Linked DNA regions of Homo sapiens: region 2 is linked to region 1. A link is a loop called in an ENCODE intact Hi-C map of the cell type or tissue named here. Cell type or tissue: psoas muscle. All regions are shown on one strand. Each heading gives the region's core, and the rest is flanking DNA. Links, peaks and the distances in the headings are about the cores only.

Region 1 (6,630 bases), core at 54-4,053:
AAAAGGAGAAATATTTCTGTTCCTCTTTTCAGAGAGTTCATGGGCCCTAGGAAGGGTTGGGAGCCGGCAGGTTCCATTGATGAGCCACTGTGATAGGCATCGTGGGTCCCAGAGTTGCAGCAGTTTATCTCAGAAGCTGTAGGTAAAGCTGGTTTCAGGGTACAGTGAGCAGTTTCAGCCATCAGGCTTGTGGAAGCGACGTTTTGCAAACTGAGTGGTTTCCCCTCCTGGCTCCTGGCCTCTGTTTGAGTTGGGTGTGACAAGAATGACCCAATACTTACCATCGGTTTTTTACAAAAGGTGTTTCTCAAAACTTAACTTTCACACTTATGTATATTTCTACTACCTATTTATATCAGTTCAATGACAAGATTTAGGTATGATGAGGAGATGGAAGGAGCCAGGCTAGGGGCCCCCAGGATGGGAGGAAGGAGACTGGGGGGTGGATAGAGGTTGCTATGGAGGCAGAAAGCAGCCTCTCACAGGCAGGGTCAGGAAAGTGGGGAAGAGGCAGTGAGGTGGGGGGCACTGAGGGGTGGTACTCAGGGCAGGAGCAGCTCAGAAGGCCCAGGCAGGGGTGAATCTGATCCAGGACAGAGGGAAGGCATCAGGAGGCTGAGCAGGAGCCGAGAGGAGCGAGGGCATCAGCTGTGAGGCTACCCTGCAACTTGGTGACCGGAGATGGGTAGTTTTCACGCTGTCCCTTGCAAGGCTGACATGGCACATCTCTCTTGTACACAGTCTTCTCAACAGTGTTCAAATTCTGAGATAAAAGAGGGGAGAAAGAAGTCAGGCCCGGCAGACCTCTCTCCCCTGACCCTGGGCCTGCCCCTCCTAGGTGTGATCTCCTGGCTGTCAGTGCTGGCTCAGTCCCTGCAGGCTCTCCTGGGACATCGTCCCAATGGCATCCCAGACTCCCCTGCCCCTCATGCTGTCCCTCCCCCACACACACCCCTCAGGCCCCAACCTCTCACCCTTAGAAGACATGATGTGCACGCGTGCCTCTGTGTCCTGCAGTCTGCGAAGCCCGTGCTGGAATCCCGGGTCACAGTCGTGATAGAGGCGGGCAATGAAGATGCTCAGCTTCACTTTGTTGTACTCGGCCACTTTTACCACATGGTCCGGGCTGGGGCTCCGGGATATGAACCAGGTGATCTGGTAGCACTTGTAAGGAGGCAGCACGTTGCAGGTCAGGACGGGAAGCACATGTCTGCTCTGTGAGACCGGCTACTTTTGCCCTTTCTCACTGCAATGTCAAGTTGAGGAGATGCCTGCCAGTGGCGGCTCACACCTGTGATCCCAGCACCTCGGGAGGCTGAGGCAGGAGGATTGCCTGAGCCTAGAAGTTCAAGACCAGCTGGGGCAACATGGAAAAACCCCATCCCTACTAAACACAAACACACACACACACACACACACACACACACGGAAATTAGCTGGGTGTGGTGACGCACGCCTGAAGTCTCAGCTACTTGGGAGGCTGAAGTGGGAGGATTGGTTAAGCCCGGGAGATTGAGTCTGCAGCAAGCTGTGATCTTGCCACTGCACTCCAGCCTGGGTGACAGGGTGAGACCCTTACTCAAAAAATATGTATAAATAAAGAGTGGAGACAGATGTCTACAGGCAAACGGGCTTGCTGCTGACACCGACCTCTCAAGGGGTGTGCCTTGCCCCTTACGCTCCTCTCTGCTCAGGGCCACTCTCCCACTGAGGATGCCCTTCGAGGACTCAGGAGCCTTCCGTGTTCTCAGAACCCTCTGACAGGCAAGGCCACATCCTTCCGTCCTGCAGGCTCAGGGCCCCGGTAGAAGGGATGTGACTCAGAAAAGGTGCCAGAGTCTTGCCTGCCTCCTCCCTACCCCCCCAGAAAGCCCTGTGCACCGTTAGGCAGGTGTGGGGGCAACTTTTTCAGACTTTGACCACAGAGGCCACTTTACTCCTGACCCGGGTGGCTCTCTGGGAAGCAGTGCCTGCCCGGGGTGGTGAGGGCCGGAGAAGGCAGTGGGAGGAGGATAGGGCCCCACCCTGGAGGGTGGCTGAGGTACAGACCCTGAGGGACAGCAGGCACCTTCCACGGCAGCCCATCCTATGCCTGTGGGTGCCAAAACCACAGCGCTGCCGGTGGCATCACCTCCCCGAGGGCTTCCTGGGTGGAGGGGCTGGACCAGAACTTGTGGGCAGGAAGACTGCCATCACGTCAGGCAGCTTGACTCAGGGAGAGGAGGAGACTCAGACTTGCCCAACGCCTGGTGCGTACCAGGTCTGTCCCAAATCCAGCCCTCACTGCCCTCCAAGTGCACAGTTGAGAGGGAGGTATAATTGCCCCCACTTTACAGATGAGTAAAGAGAGGTTTCAGGGGAGGTGACGTGCCGAGGTACGGGACAGTGGCAGGCACAGTGGGCTCTTAGACCCAGGCTCGCCTGCCTGCCCACCAGTGCTCTGGTCTCCACTCTCCAGGTCCCCATAGAAGTGTGTGGAACCATTACCCCCTGCCCCAGAGTGACACAGAGGGTCACAGTCTCTGTCCAGAATTTTCTGATTGGCACAGGGCAGACCTGATGGTGGGCGTTGTTGCTCTGTGTGCAGGCACGGCCCTGTGCCAGGTCGTCTCCCCCAGCCCTGCTCCTGACAGTCCCTGGACCACGCCCACCTCCATCTCAGTCTTCCCACCCAGGGAACGTGGCCACAAGCCTACTCCACCCTGGCCAGCTCCCTGAAACACACCAGCATCTTGATTAAGCAATAACCTTCCCTGCTGTCTCCGGATGGTCATTCATTCTTCCATGGGTAGAAAATTTGAAAGAAAAAAGTGGTAGATTTTGAAAATCTGTATTTGTTCTGAGGGTGGGGTAGGGGGATGACATTCACCAAGAACTGACCGGAATCATGGTCTTATTCCCTTGGTCTTACCCAGGAACAGCTCGGGGCTGCCTCTGCCAGTCTGTCCAACCATCATTAGACTGCATGGCCCTCCATGCTGGGATCCTGATGGGTTTGTTTTGTTTGCTACGTGGAGTGGAGTGGAGTGGGTGGCAAAATGTCCAGCTTTTCCCAGAGCACAGCGCAACAAAAGTTCATCATGATTGCCCATGACAGACACAGCCTGGGGCCTGGGATCCGATCTAAAACTAGCACTCACGGCTGGGCACGGTGGCTAACGCCTGTAATCCAAGCACTTTGGGACGTCAGGCGGGCAGATCGCTTGAGGTCAGGAATTTGAGACCATCCTGGACCAAAGTGGTGAAACCCCATCTTTACTAAAACTACAAAAATTAGCTGGGTGTGGTGGTGCACACCTATAATCCTAGCTACTCGAGAGGTGGAGGCAGGAGAATCCTGGAACTTGCGAGGCAGAGGTTTCAGTGAGCTGAGATCGCGCCACTGCACTCCAGCCTGGGTGACACAGCGAGACTCTGTCTCAAAAAAAACAAAAACAAACAACAACAAAAAAAACAAACTACACTGTAAAATGCTTGTAGATAACACTGATAAAACACTGTGCCTCCCGGAGACACTTCTAAGCACAGGTGACAGGGGTCAGCTCCTGGGGAGTGACAGCCCCGCCCCCATTTCAGCCTCTGCAACATTGAGGGAAAATGTAAGACCCCATATCCCGCTGGAGTTTCCACCAGAGCCCAGGAAAAGTCCTCGGGGACAAGAAGGAGCTGGTTCCCCATGTGGGTGGCAGGGATGGGAGCAGGGAGAATGGCCTCCTTCACAGGTGCAGGCTTCACCTGAGATTCACCCTGGTCCCCTGTAAGGGGGGGACAAGGCAGGCACGCAGCTGGGGTCCAGACTATTGAGGGAGAAGGCAGGGCAGAGGGACCCTGGGCAGGTGCTGGGCTGTGCAGCCTGGGACCAGAATGGAGGTTCCGCTTGGGTTTGGAGTCCATGCTGCTGTGTCCGGGGTCCCGGCTCTGCCACCACTGTGGGGGCCCGCCTCCCTACAGCCCAGAGGGACCACAGGCTCTCAGTTCCCAGCCCAGGTCTCAGCAGTGTCATGGGGCTGTGTCCAGTTCCCATCCCAGGAGAGCTCTGGGGCACCTGGAGGAGGTTTCTTATTGTCAAGTCTCTGTCACTGTGTGTGTGTGTGTGTGTGCACGTGTGTTGTGTGTGTTGTGTACGTGCATGTGTGTTTTTGTGTGTCTTGTATGTGTGTATTGTGTGTCGTGTGAGTATTGTGTGTGTTGTGTGTGTGTTGTGTGTAGTGCGAGTATTGTGTGTGCGTGTTGTGTGTGTCTAGGCCAGGGAAACAGTGAGTCGTTTCTGCCCAGGAGCAGCTGCGTGTGAGGCCCCTTCTTGGTCTTATACGCAGCTTCTGAGGACTTTCCAGAAATCGTGAGGTGGGAGCCACCTGCTGTAATCAGGCACATAAATAACACATCCCAGAGTCGGGAACCAATGCAGAACACCCGGGACAGACACCAAGCTGAAGCCACAGCCCTGACACCTGCCGCCCTAGCCCTGGGCTCCGTCTCTGCCTCTGGAGCCTCCTGTCCCTGGGACTCAGCTCCCCTCCCCTCTGTGGCTGGGCTCTGCCTCCTGGGCTGCTCCTCTTCCCAGCCCTCTCTCTGGGCCCAGCCTGGACACCTGCCCGCTCCCTGGGCTCCTTCCCCTGACTGGGCCTGTCCTGGGTCTCAGCCATGGCCTTCCCTGGGCTCCCTCTCTAGGAGGTGGACTCAGGAAGGGGTGGACACAGGGCTGCTCCCGAGGGCCCCTGACTGCACGTGTGTGGTTCCTTTCCAACAGGGAGACTGGCTGCTGGCTGTCCTCTTACTGCTGGGCCTGTCCCTTCCAATCAGCGCCCAGGGCTCTGTGAGTGAGAGTGGGCGGGGCTCTGTGAGTGAGGGTGGGGTCTGCATTTAGGTTCCTCTCCTGTGAGGTTTAGCTGAGTTTTCTGGCTCCAGAGGGATGTCGTGTGACCTTTCCCGGCTACAGGTCCGCTACACAAGGAAAGACATCTACACATTTGCTAGTGTTTATGGAAACACTTGCAATTCATGATACAATCACACAGGGAAACATATACAGAAAGATTTAGTATTTCATTTTATTCCTCTACCTACAAAACCGATTCAAATTGTCGCTGGATTAGTAGGTTTGAAACTTTTCTGTGTATTGAGCACAATCTTAGTACTTTATTCTTGAAATATAAATAAATTTTTGATTCAAAGTAATGCACTCTAATTTTTAAAAGAATCTACTTGGTCAGGAGTGCATTGCTTTGCTGGTGTCTGTGATCAGCTGGAGATGGTGGTGAACAGCCTGTTTGCATTTCTTGGAAGAAGATCTTTTATTCTGAGGCTCAACCCAGGTCTCTGCCTTCCTTAGAGACTGAGGCCCATCCTTCAGTTTTCCTGATTCTGGAAGAGCAGGGAGGTTGAATGGAGCAAAGGGTGAGCGAGTGGAAAGTAGGCATATGGTGGAGGCCTGGGGACAGTGACAATGATCGGAGAGGAGGGAGGGATGTGGGAGGTGGGAGAGAAAGGGAGGCTGTGAGAAGGAAAGGGAGGGACAGAGACAGGTGCCCTGGGGGAGCAGGGAACCCAGAGGAGGCTCTGAGCAGAGGGGAAGGCACGGCGCAGGGGAGAGGGGAGGAGGGGGAGGCCGATGGGGCACTGGGCAGAGGGAAGAAGCCCTCACCTGGAGAATGGCCCGCAGCCTCCCACTCAGGTCTTGGCTGTGCTCATCTAGTCCATCCCAGGGCTGGAAGGGACATCCCTGGTGGTCCACAAAGGTGTCCCAGCAGTGCTTAAATTCTGAAAAGGGACAGGGGAGATAAGTCACACTCCCGCTGTGGGATCGTGGTGGCACCAAAGGCCCATGACTCTCAAGACAGACTTCCCACATCCTGGTTTCAGTCCCTCCTTTCCCTCTCCCTCCCCTAGGGACTTAGCTCCTTCATCAGGCACTTCTTTCCTATTGGAATCTGGGCCAGCCCAGTTCTCATTTTTTCTGGAAGCCCCAAGTTCTGCTTCCACTTCCAGCCACCCTCCCCGCCCTCCCCAGGTCCACATCTCCTGGCCTGGCCTCTCTCTTCCCGTCGACCCCAAAGTCAGGTCCAGAGTGCAGCCATCGCCTCTGCAGGCAGAGGATCAAGGCCTTTCCCACAGGGATGCCGACCCTCCCCACTTTCTAGTAACTTCCCGGGGCCCTCTCCTGCCCTGGCTGACCCCATCCTACTCCAGGCTTCCATTCTCACCACTGTATGTCATTATTGAAATTTTGGCCCCAGCCTCGGCCAGGGTGCGCAGCCCCTCCTGACATCTTCCTTGATCATCATAGATGCGGGCAGTGAAGATGCACAGGCTCACGTGTTTGTTTTTTGAAATGAATTTAGCCATTTCCTGGGCACAGCTGAAGCAGGGGCTCCAGGAGGTGAAGCAGGTAACCCTGTAGTCCTGGTCCAGGTCCAGCTTCCAAAAGGGAATCACGTCCAGGAAGCACAGCTCTGCATGGCGGCCTTCAAGGAAACCGTGTTTATGTGGAGCCTAGAAAAGAAAGCAAGCCATGAGGTAATCTTTTTTTTTTTTGAGACAGAGTTTCACTCTTGTTGCCCAGGCTGGAGTGTACAAGTAGCTAGGATTACAGGCATGCACCACCACACCAGGCTAATTTTGTATTTCTAG
Region 2 (8,392 bases), core at 936-4,935, 130 kb after region 1:
ATCTGTGGCCCATAATTCTAGAAGCTTCTATTCTGTGCCACAACCTGTGCTGAGCCCAAATGTGATATAGACTTAGGCCAAAATGAATTCCACCAAAAGTAGTGGGGAAGAGAAGACCAGCAGGACTCACTCCAACGTGGGAAGGTCCCTGTGACATGGTATAATTGTCATTATTTTGACTTATAGAAATATGGTATTTACTCCAAACTCCAGAGAAAAGGATTTTCCACTAAGACTAGGAATCGGTCAAGTTGGGGACAGCAGGGCAGCAAGGACTGTGATTGTGATGGGGACAAAGACAGGGAGGGACTCCATCAGCAGTGATGCAGGGTGGAGTGGATGACATGGTTTGTGCTGAGAAGGGGCTGTGGGTCGTTCCTGGGGGAGTCCCACTGCTTAGGCGGTGATGGAGACTGGCACCCTTGAAAGGATGTTCCAAGCAGTGTGTGTGGATCCAGCGAGGCCCACATTGAGCTCATAGAGCCCAGAGAAGGTCCCAGTTTCCAGCACCGGAGCCAAGCATTACCTGGTCTCTCCAGACAGAGGCTGTGCTGGGTAGGGGCCAGGGAAGAAAGTCCCCCGGGCTCAGGGCCCCTCAGCCTGGCCTGGCCCAGCTCCTCCCCAAATGCTGGACATCCCTGCATCCTGACATGGGACCTGTTCTGGCCTTGCTGTGGGCTCCACCCTGGGCAGGACAGGATCCCTGGTCAGCCTCTCCTGCCTCAGTCTCTCTCCGTGCAGGATGAAGCCCAGGAGAGGGCACTGGGGCATCCTGGCCTTGTGAGGTCAGGTAGGCCCTGAGTCCTCAGATCCCACATTGCTGAATTGTTCCTGGTGAGAGCTGTGTCTGTGAGGGGATCCTGGGAGGGTCCTCAGGAAGCACTTTGCCATTGGGCAGACTCAACCCCACCTGGGCATGGATAGTCACTGAAGCCGAAGTCTCCCCCCAACCCCAGGGCCAAGCAGCAGCAGCTGCAGGAAGCACAAGTGACAAACACTGCAGGAAACCACAAGTACAATCCGGAACCTTCTACCTATGAATGTCCCTGGATTGGAAGGGCCCTGCCCGGATTCGGATGGCTGGGTCGGTCACCTGGTTGTGTAGAAAGCCCCTGTGCTGGTCCATCTTGACCGAGGTGCCATTGTCCAGGCGCTCCACTTCGTAGCACAGGTAGGTCTTATGCCTTCCAATGCCATTGTTAAAGTTGGAAGTGAATATGTGTGGATCCATCAAGTGTCTGTGGACAGCCAGGGAAAAGACCAGAGGAGGAAGAGCCCTCCTGGACTGCCCTGCCTCCTCCTCCCTCCCCACACTTCCTCCCTTGCACCCCACCCTCCTTCCCCCTGCTCCGCACATCCCTTAGCACACTTCCAAACCTCCCCCTCTGACCCCTTCTATGGCTCACTGGGAGATCACTGCAGCCCTGGGGCCTGTCTAAGCCTTGTCAGGGTCTCCCCAGGGTCAGCTCAGTGTGCTCAGGCCCTCCGAGGAGGACCCTGCTCCTCTCCCTGGGGTAGAGCTGGGTCTTATTCTGTGGCCTCACCATGCACCCCTGTCCTGGCTCTGCTCACCCACAGCCCCTGCTGGAGATGGACCCTCTGGGGCTTCCTCCTGCCTGCAGGGTTAACTCCTACCACACCGAGCATCGGGACAGGGACACTCCTGAGGGGGATGACTGGGGAGAGGAACCTGCCAGGGACTTCTTTTCGGGTAATTCATAGGATTTTCCACATCCCTTAGGGTGCCCTGAGGTCTCCCAAATGTGCTTCTCAGGCAATTGAGATGGGGCAGCTCAGGACTCCTGGGCTGGAAACACCAGCCCCACCTTGAAGACCTCTCCCAGCCCCTCTCTATGCATCCTGACATAATCAGAATTAGAAAAATCTCTGTTGGGAGGCAGCACAAAAGAAAGAAAGAAAGAAGGAAAGAGAAAGAAGGAAGGAAAGAAAGAAAGAAAGAAGGAAAGAGAAAGAAGGAAGGAAAGAAAGAAAGAAAGAAAGAAAGAAAGAGAAAGAGAGATGGAGGAAGGAAGGAAGGGAGGGAGGGAGGAAGGAAGGAAAAGAAAAAGAAGGAAAGAAAGAAAGAAAAAAGAAAGGAAGGAAAAGAAAGAAAGAAGGAAAGAAGAAAGAAAGAAAAGAAAGAAAAAAGAAAGGAAGGGAGGGAGAAAGGGAGAAAGAGAGGAAGGAAGGAAGAAAGGAAGGAAAGGAAAGAAGAAAGAGAGGAAGGAAGGAGGGAGGAAGGAAGTAAAAGAAAGAAAGAAGGAAAGAATGAAAGAAAAAGAAAGAAAGAAGGAAAGAAAGAAAGAGAAAGGAAGGAAGGGAGGAAGAGAGAAAGGGAAATATTGGAAGAAAGGAAGGAAGCACAGAAGGGAAGGAAGGAGGGAGGGAAGAGAGAGAAAGAAGAAAAAGAAATAAAGAAGGAAAGAGAGAGAGAGAAAGAAAGAAGAAAGAAAGAGAGAGAGAATTGAAGGAAGGAAGGAAGGAAGGAGGAAGGAAGGAAGGAAAGAAGGAAGGAAGGTTCAAAATGTTCCCCACCATTTCGAGTAGACCTGGGCATGAATCTGGGCTCTACCACTCACTTGCTCTGTGTTCTCAAAAAAAGGAAACAAGGCTTCCTCATAGCCAAGCAGTCCTACAAGCAACCCCCTTTTCTTAATATTAGGGAGAACGAGATGACACTGAACATAAAAAGGGCTTAGGCCAAGTCCAGATACATGGAACATTTGCAAGAAATAGTAGATGCTCATTTAAAGACAAGTGAGGAGAATCCCCTCTCTGACCGTCTTCACTGGCTGGGGCACAGCACCATTATCTATTGGGATTTTCAGGCTCCCTGTGCACCTGCCCCGGGAGGTGGAAGGAGACCTGGAATTGGTACCATCGGAGGAGAGACCAGCGCTGGGACCAAAACTGGGAACCTAGAGCAAGAGGCCAGGTCCAGAGAGAGGGTCAGGAGGAAAAGAGAGGCCCCAGGGGTTTGAGGGTGAGAGGTGAGTGCTCATCAGAAAAGCTCAAAGAGGAGGCTGAGGCGCAGAGGTGCTCGGAGGGGCTTCCCATACCTGGGCCCGGATGCTGGGCTGGCTTCCATGTGCTTGTCCCTTCTCGGTTCCTGGTCTGTGTCCTCCCGCTCTTGCGACTTGCTCAAGGCGTGGTGTTAAGATCTTCACCAACATTCTCTTAGGATTCAGGAGCCTTAATATATCATCAGAGCAACCTGGAAGCTGCTGAGTCAGCGATACCCTGCCCCACCCCTTCTCCAGCTCAGGCCGAGTGTGCCACCCTCATTAGCGTCAGAACAAGGAAGTTCTCTGCCATGCCTCTGGGCAAGCTTTGGTTTTGATGTGCCCACTCTGACCACTGAACCACCAGACACTGTGGAGTGACAATGGGGATGTAGAGCTGGCCACACTTTGCTCCCTGTGGGCCACAGGAATCTGGAAGGCAGGAGACCAGGGGGCAGGTGAGAAGACAGGTGTCCACACCCTGGAGAAAGACCCTGAATAACACTCAGCGGTCCAGAGAGCAGGCTCCAGGACAGCCACCCCTGTGTCCTCCCCTGTGGCCAGTGCAGGATGTGCCTGGTCCAGGCTCCCTGGCACCTGCTGCATCCTGTGCTCTCTGTTAGGGTCCTGCATCTTCTTCCCTGGCTGTGAAGATGGGAGACCAGCAGGTCCTGCATCCTCCTATGCATCAGTGTATCTAATAATTGTAAACTAGAGGGAGGAGTGTTTTCATCCCCATTACCCAGAGGAGATGCTAAAGGCTCTGAAAGGTACCTAGAGATCCAGGCCCTCCCAGGAAACAGAGTCCCCAGCAGGGACACACCCCCACCCCCCTGTCAGAAGGGCCACCCTGTGCCCTTTCTCCCACCTCTGGGCCCTGCAGAAATGTGAGGGACACTGTGCTCCTGCCCCAAGTGAGCCCCTGAGTCCTGGCGGCAGGTCTGGCGCCGTCCTTTCCCAGGTCCACCTGCTACACCCAGCACAGCTGCCCCTGGAAGGTGCTGGCCCTGTGGGCCCAGGGGCTGTCCCCTGTCCTGCCTGCTCCCCTGTTCTGGCTCTTACTAGACCCCCCTGTCTTTGGCCAGCAATCCTCCCACCTCAGCACAGTGTCCCTGCCATTTTGGTGGGCGCCACAGACTAGAAGAGGCCCTGTTCTCTGCCGTGAGGACCCCTCCCATTCTGTCTCCAGATGTTGGACTCTTCTAGTCAAGAAGATGTCCCCTGGGGGCAGTCAACTGCCATTTGAGTCTCAGGTGGTTCTGGTGTGAGCTCATCTTGGTGTGTTGTGTGAGTCTGACCAGAGGCCACCCTTCCCAGTTCACACCAGAGGCATGCACAGCTGGACGCCCCGCAGTACCCACAGCCCACCTGGGCCAGAGACCACACTTGTACCAACTTTGGGAGGATCCAACCCTTCCCCAACCCTTCCCGGTGGCTCCTGCTGCCCAGAGTGTGATGGCCTTTCCCCTGGCTCAATAATGCATCAAATGCCCCTGGAGCAAATACACCCCTGGACCCATGGTCAGGACAGCCCCCACATGAGCTTTCTATGGGGAGACCCAGGAGAGCTGCAACAGGGGACAGCGCTTTGTTCAGCATCCCTGGGGCGTCTCCTGCATCTCCTGGCTCTGGGTCCTCAGCCTTGGGTTCCAGGGTCTCCCCAGCTCACCCACCCTGGGCACGTCCTCCTCCCTGCTGCCCCAGCTGGCCCAAGCCCCACTGGATTCATGACTGGCCCATGCCTGCCTCCCCTCTCTGATCCAGACAGGTCCAGATCTTCCAGAATGTCTCCAAATCTGTAAGATCCACTTTATGGCCCATCACAGAAACAGGCACATTGTCTGTTTCTCTTTCTAGTTTTACAAACCAGTCAGGTTAGACTATCAGCACATCTGCACATCTGTGAACCTTCTCATCTGATGACAAAGAAGGCCTCAGACTAAAATGTTTAAAGCAAAGTGGGGCCCAGCTACTGTCCAGAGTTCAATTCTCAGTAACTCACTGTACAAGCCATGCACCCAGGCAGAGCTCCAGAGAGGAGAGAAGACAGGGTGTTGGGGGGTCCCCACTAGCAGAGAGGGAGGCCAGGACCCTCCCTTGCCAAGGGTGGACAGGGGGAGCCACTGGTTGGGCGTCTGCAGCCCAGACATGAGCGGGGAACAGTCTCACTCTAGCCCCTGGACCCAGGAACTTCCATAAGGGCCACAACCTGGAACCTCTGAGTGAGCTCCCCAGGGACTTATGTGCCCTACCCCCTGCCAGTGCCCCCACCGACCACACCCACATCCTTCTGTGCACTAGGGCCTGACTCTCTCCCGGCAGGAATGTCCCAGACACAACTGGCCCCTTCCTGGTCCCCCTGCAGCCAGGGCAAGGCAGGGTCTTCAAGGCATCAGGGGAACCCAGGGGTGGTTAAGAGTGTGCACCTTCCCTAGGCCAACTGTAAGGAAGACGGAAGGAGATTCCACCCTTTCCTGGGGAAGGACAGCCCCTCCCCCATTTCTGTCCCTGGAATGTTGGCTGAACAATCAATGCGATAACTGTGAAAATGTGATAAAATACCAGGTCTTGCTGGAGTTTCCATAGGATCCTGGGGAAGGTCCAAGGCGAGAGAAAGAAACTGGATCCCCAAGGGGGAGGCAGGAGAATGGCCTCCTTAACAGGTGCAAGCTTCCCTGGGCTTTGCCCAGGTCCCCTGTAAGGAAAACTGGGGACAGGGCAAGTGCCCCACAGGGGTCCAGACTGGGTGAGAGGGACAGACCAGTGCAGAGGGACCCTGAAGTGGTCCCTGATTGCTGGGCCACTCAGCCCAGGTCACCCTGGGACCAGAACGGAGGTCCCGCTCGGGTCTGGAGTCCATGCTGCTGTGTATGAGGTCCTGGCTCTGCCATCACTGTGGGGCCCCAACCCCTACAGCCCAGAGGAACCACAGGCTTCCAGTTCCTAGCCCAGGTCTGAGCATTGTCATGGGGCTGCGTCCAGTCCCCTCCCCTGGACCCACAGGGCTCCCAGGTCATAGGCAAAGCTCTGAGATGAGACCCAGGGAAGCTGGGAGTCTGAGGAGCTCGGGAGAGAAAGGGCTCCCTGCTCCTGTGCCCCGCCCCCAACAGAGTGACATGACGAAAAGGACCCTTCCTTGGGATACCCCAGACACACCCAGATGCCCACTTCAACATTGCCCGTGGAGCAGGGTGAGGGGACAGTCTCAGCGTCCACCTGCTCCTCTGGCTTTGATTCTGGGCTCTGACAACAGCCCCGCCCTCCTCAGCCTAGAAGCAAGTGATCGAAAAAACCAAAGGATCTCTCCAAGCAAAGGGGCCAAGCTCGGGGGGGCGGGGGGGACAAAGGGTGGGGGGAATAGGGAGGTGGAGGAGGTGGCTGCACCTGCCCTTGGACAGGGGACAGTGCTGTCCTCCCAGGGTGGGGCCCTCTGTCCCCCATACCCCCACTGGGGTGGCCTCTTTGCCCAGAGTGACTACATGTTGTCCATTTTTCGGTCACTTGTTTCAAGGGGTGGAGCTGGGGCTGTTGTCAGAACCCAGAAATGAAAACGAGAGGATCGGGGTTGATGACGTGGTTTCCCCAGCACTCTTCACGGTAAGAATTGCTGCAATCCTCTGACTTGGGGCAGAGCTGAGGTAGACATCTGGGTGTGTCTGGGAAACCCCGGGGAAGGTTCCTTTCTGTCCTGTCACTGTCTGTGTGTGCTTATGTGTCTGTGTGTGTCTGTGTCTTTGCCACCAGAAGGAGTTGGGCCTGTTTGCTCATGAGCAGCTGTCGAGGAGGCCCACTGTGTACCACATATGCGGCTCCTGAGGTCCTGAGGTGGAAGGTCCCTACTGCATCCACCACCCCGCGGGGCAGAGAAGGAGCCCAGAGAAGGAGGGGCGTCCCACCTCGTGGAAGGCCAGGAATCAGGAAGACCAGTGTCCCTTGTGCTAGGGCAGCACAGTGGGGTCCCTCTCTCTTTCTCCCTCACCCCCATGCTCCTGGTCAACCTCCTCCCACTCCAGCCCTGGCTGCCAGGGCCAGCCCCCCACCTTCTCTATGGGGTGGGACGCTGGTGAGCCACGTATTCACGGGAGGACCCTCAGCACAGAATGAGCCCTGGACAGTCCATGCATGTGACTGACATTGCTCACTTCACCAGCCCATCTGCTCCCTCCCTTCCTGATGCAGGCAGCAGGAGAGGGGCAGAGACACAGACATCCCAGGAGGGAAAACCTTCTGGAAGAGCCTACTTGACATGCCTGGTATCCTTGGCTCCCAGACAAGTCTGGACCACCGATCCCACATGGTAAAAAGGACCCTTCCACAAGATACTCCCAGACACAGCCAGATGCCCCATAGAGAAGGTGGTGGGCAGGTCCTGGTGGTCCCGGCCCCACCCAGTCCTCCGAGGGAAGCATCCACAGCTGTTTCTGCTCCTTGGCCTCCGACACCCCAGTGCCATCCCCGGAGGGCCTGGGCTGCCCCTGCACGGTGAGCTCCGGGCCAGTGACAGCCGGGGGCCCTGCTCTCGGCACCACCCTCTTCCAGGGGTGGAGACCCAGGCCTTGGGTCTGTGAGCTCCTAGGTCTGTTTCTGGATGCAGCTCAGCTCCCTCTGCTATGCACAGAGTAAGTGCCCAGCATGTGTGCCATGGCTCAAGTTTGGGATGTAGGAGTCTGGGCTGGGAGGAAGGGCCTGGCTTCCGCCTCTGGCTTGGGATGGAGAGGGCACCAAGCTCATGGTGTCACTCGTGTCACTTGGCCGTTCACTGGTGCTCGGCAGAGGTTCTCTCGCAGGCTCCTGTGTTTACTGTATGGTGTCTTCCGCTGTGCAGAAATTTCAAATATGGCCCAGTAAAATATATCAGGCTGTCTTCCCTTGGGCTCACATCTAAGACCATGGCTGCTCCACCCTTCCTATGTGTAGAAATTCTTACCTGTCTCTCCACGGTATGTCGCTTGTCCAGGGAAGATTCCATGCCTGCCTCGTGGAAACACCCGGAGCAGAAAAGGCAGCATCCCCGTGGCAGGGAGGCCTGAAGGCCATAGTGTCTGGCATTGTGTGCCTTGTTTATGCCAGCTTTCTCAACCACAAGATTACAAAAGTGTTTTCCTGTATTTCTTCCTATCCTCTTGCATATGTAGATAAATACGCATGTGTGAGACACACATGCACACACACACACACATGCACATACCACCACACATTTGTTGAGCCAAGTGGGTGATGCTCCGTCGAGTGCACCAAGCTGGCTTCTTCCTCGGGGCTTTTGTGCCTGTGCATGGGTCCCTTTTCATGGGCTGTTTGAGCCCAGCTTCTCCCATGACAGCCCCTGTGTCTGCCTCCCACCCGGGCACAGAGCAGGAACAGCAGCCCTGCTCTCTTCACTAGGCAAGCGT

What was found. Peaks named below come from ENCODE experiments on the same cell type or tissue, not always from the same donor. Only the 100,000 strongest peaks of a DNase experiment are listed, where the experiment ranks them.
Region 2: it touches region 1 in a loop (1.8-fold over the local background); 1 of 110 quality-filtered maps calls a loop at or near these places.

Annotation. Positions count from the first base shown.
Region 1 is chr22:39,086,141-39,092,770 of GRCh38, reverse strand. It overlaps LOC101927202 (a long non-coding RNA gene), which reads right to left and starts at 1,709. Exons shown (of 2, transcript XR_938259.3): 1 at 975-1,709; 2 at 1-763. APOBEC3G (apolipoprotein B mRNA editing enzyme catalytic subunit 3G) reads right to left here. Exons shown (of 8, transcript NM_021822.4): 6 at 6,204-6,492; 7 at 5,645-5,760; 8 at 5,028-5,364. The coding sequence ends at 5,350. RefSeq lists enhancers at 3,412-4,220, 4,221-5,030. In psoas muscle, for the core only: no CTCF peak of the experiment used is centred there; DNase peaks (open chromatin) are centred at 1,780 and 2,110; H3K27me3 peaks cover 1,456 bases.
Region 2 is chr22:38,952,388-38,960,779 of GRCh38, reverse strand. It overlaps APOBEC3A (apolipoprotein B mRNA editing enzyme catalytic subunit 3A), which reads right to left and starts at 3,171. Exons shown (of 5, transcript NM_145699.4): 1 at 3,060-3,171; 2 at 1,094-1,238. The coding sequence starts at 3,088. RefSeq lists an enhancer at 5,579-6,458. In psoas muscle, for the core only: no CTCF peak of the experiment used is centred there; a DNase peak (open chromatin) is centred at 3,289.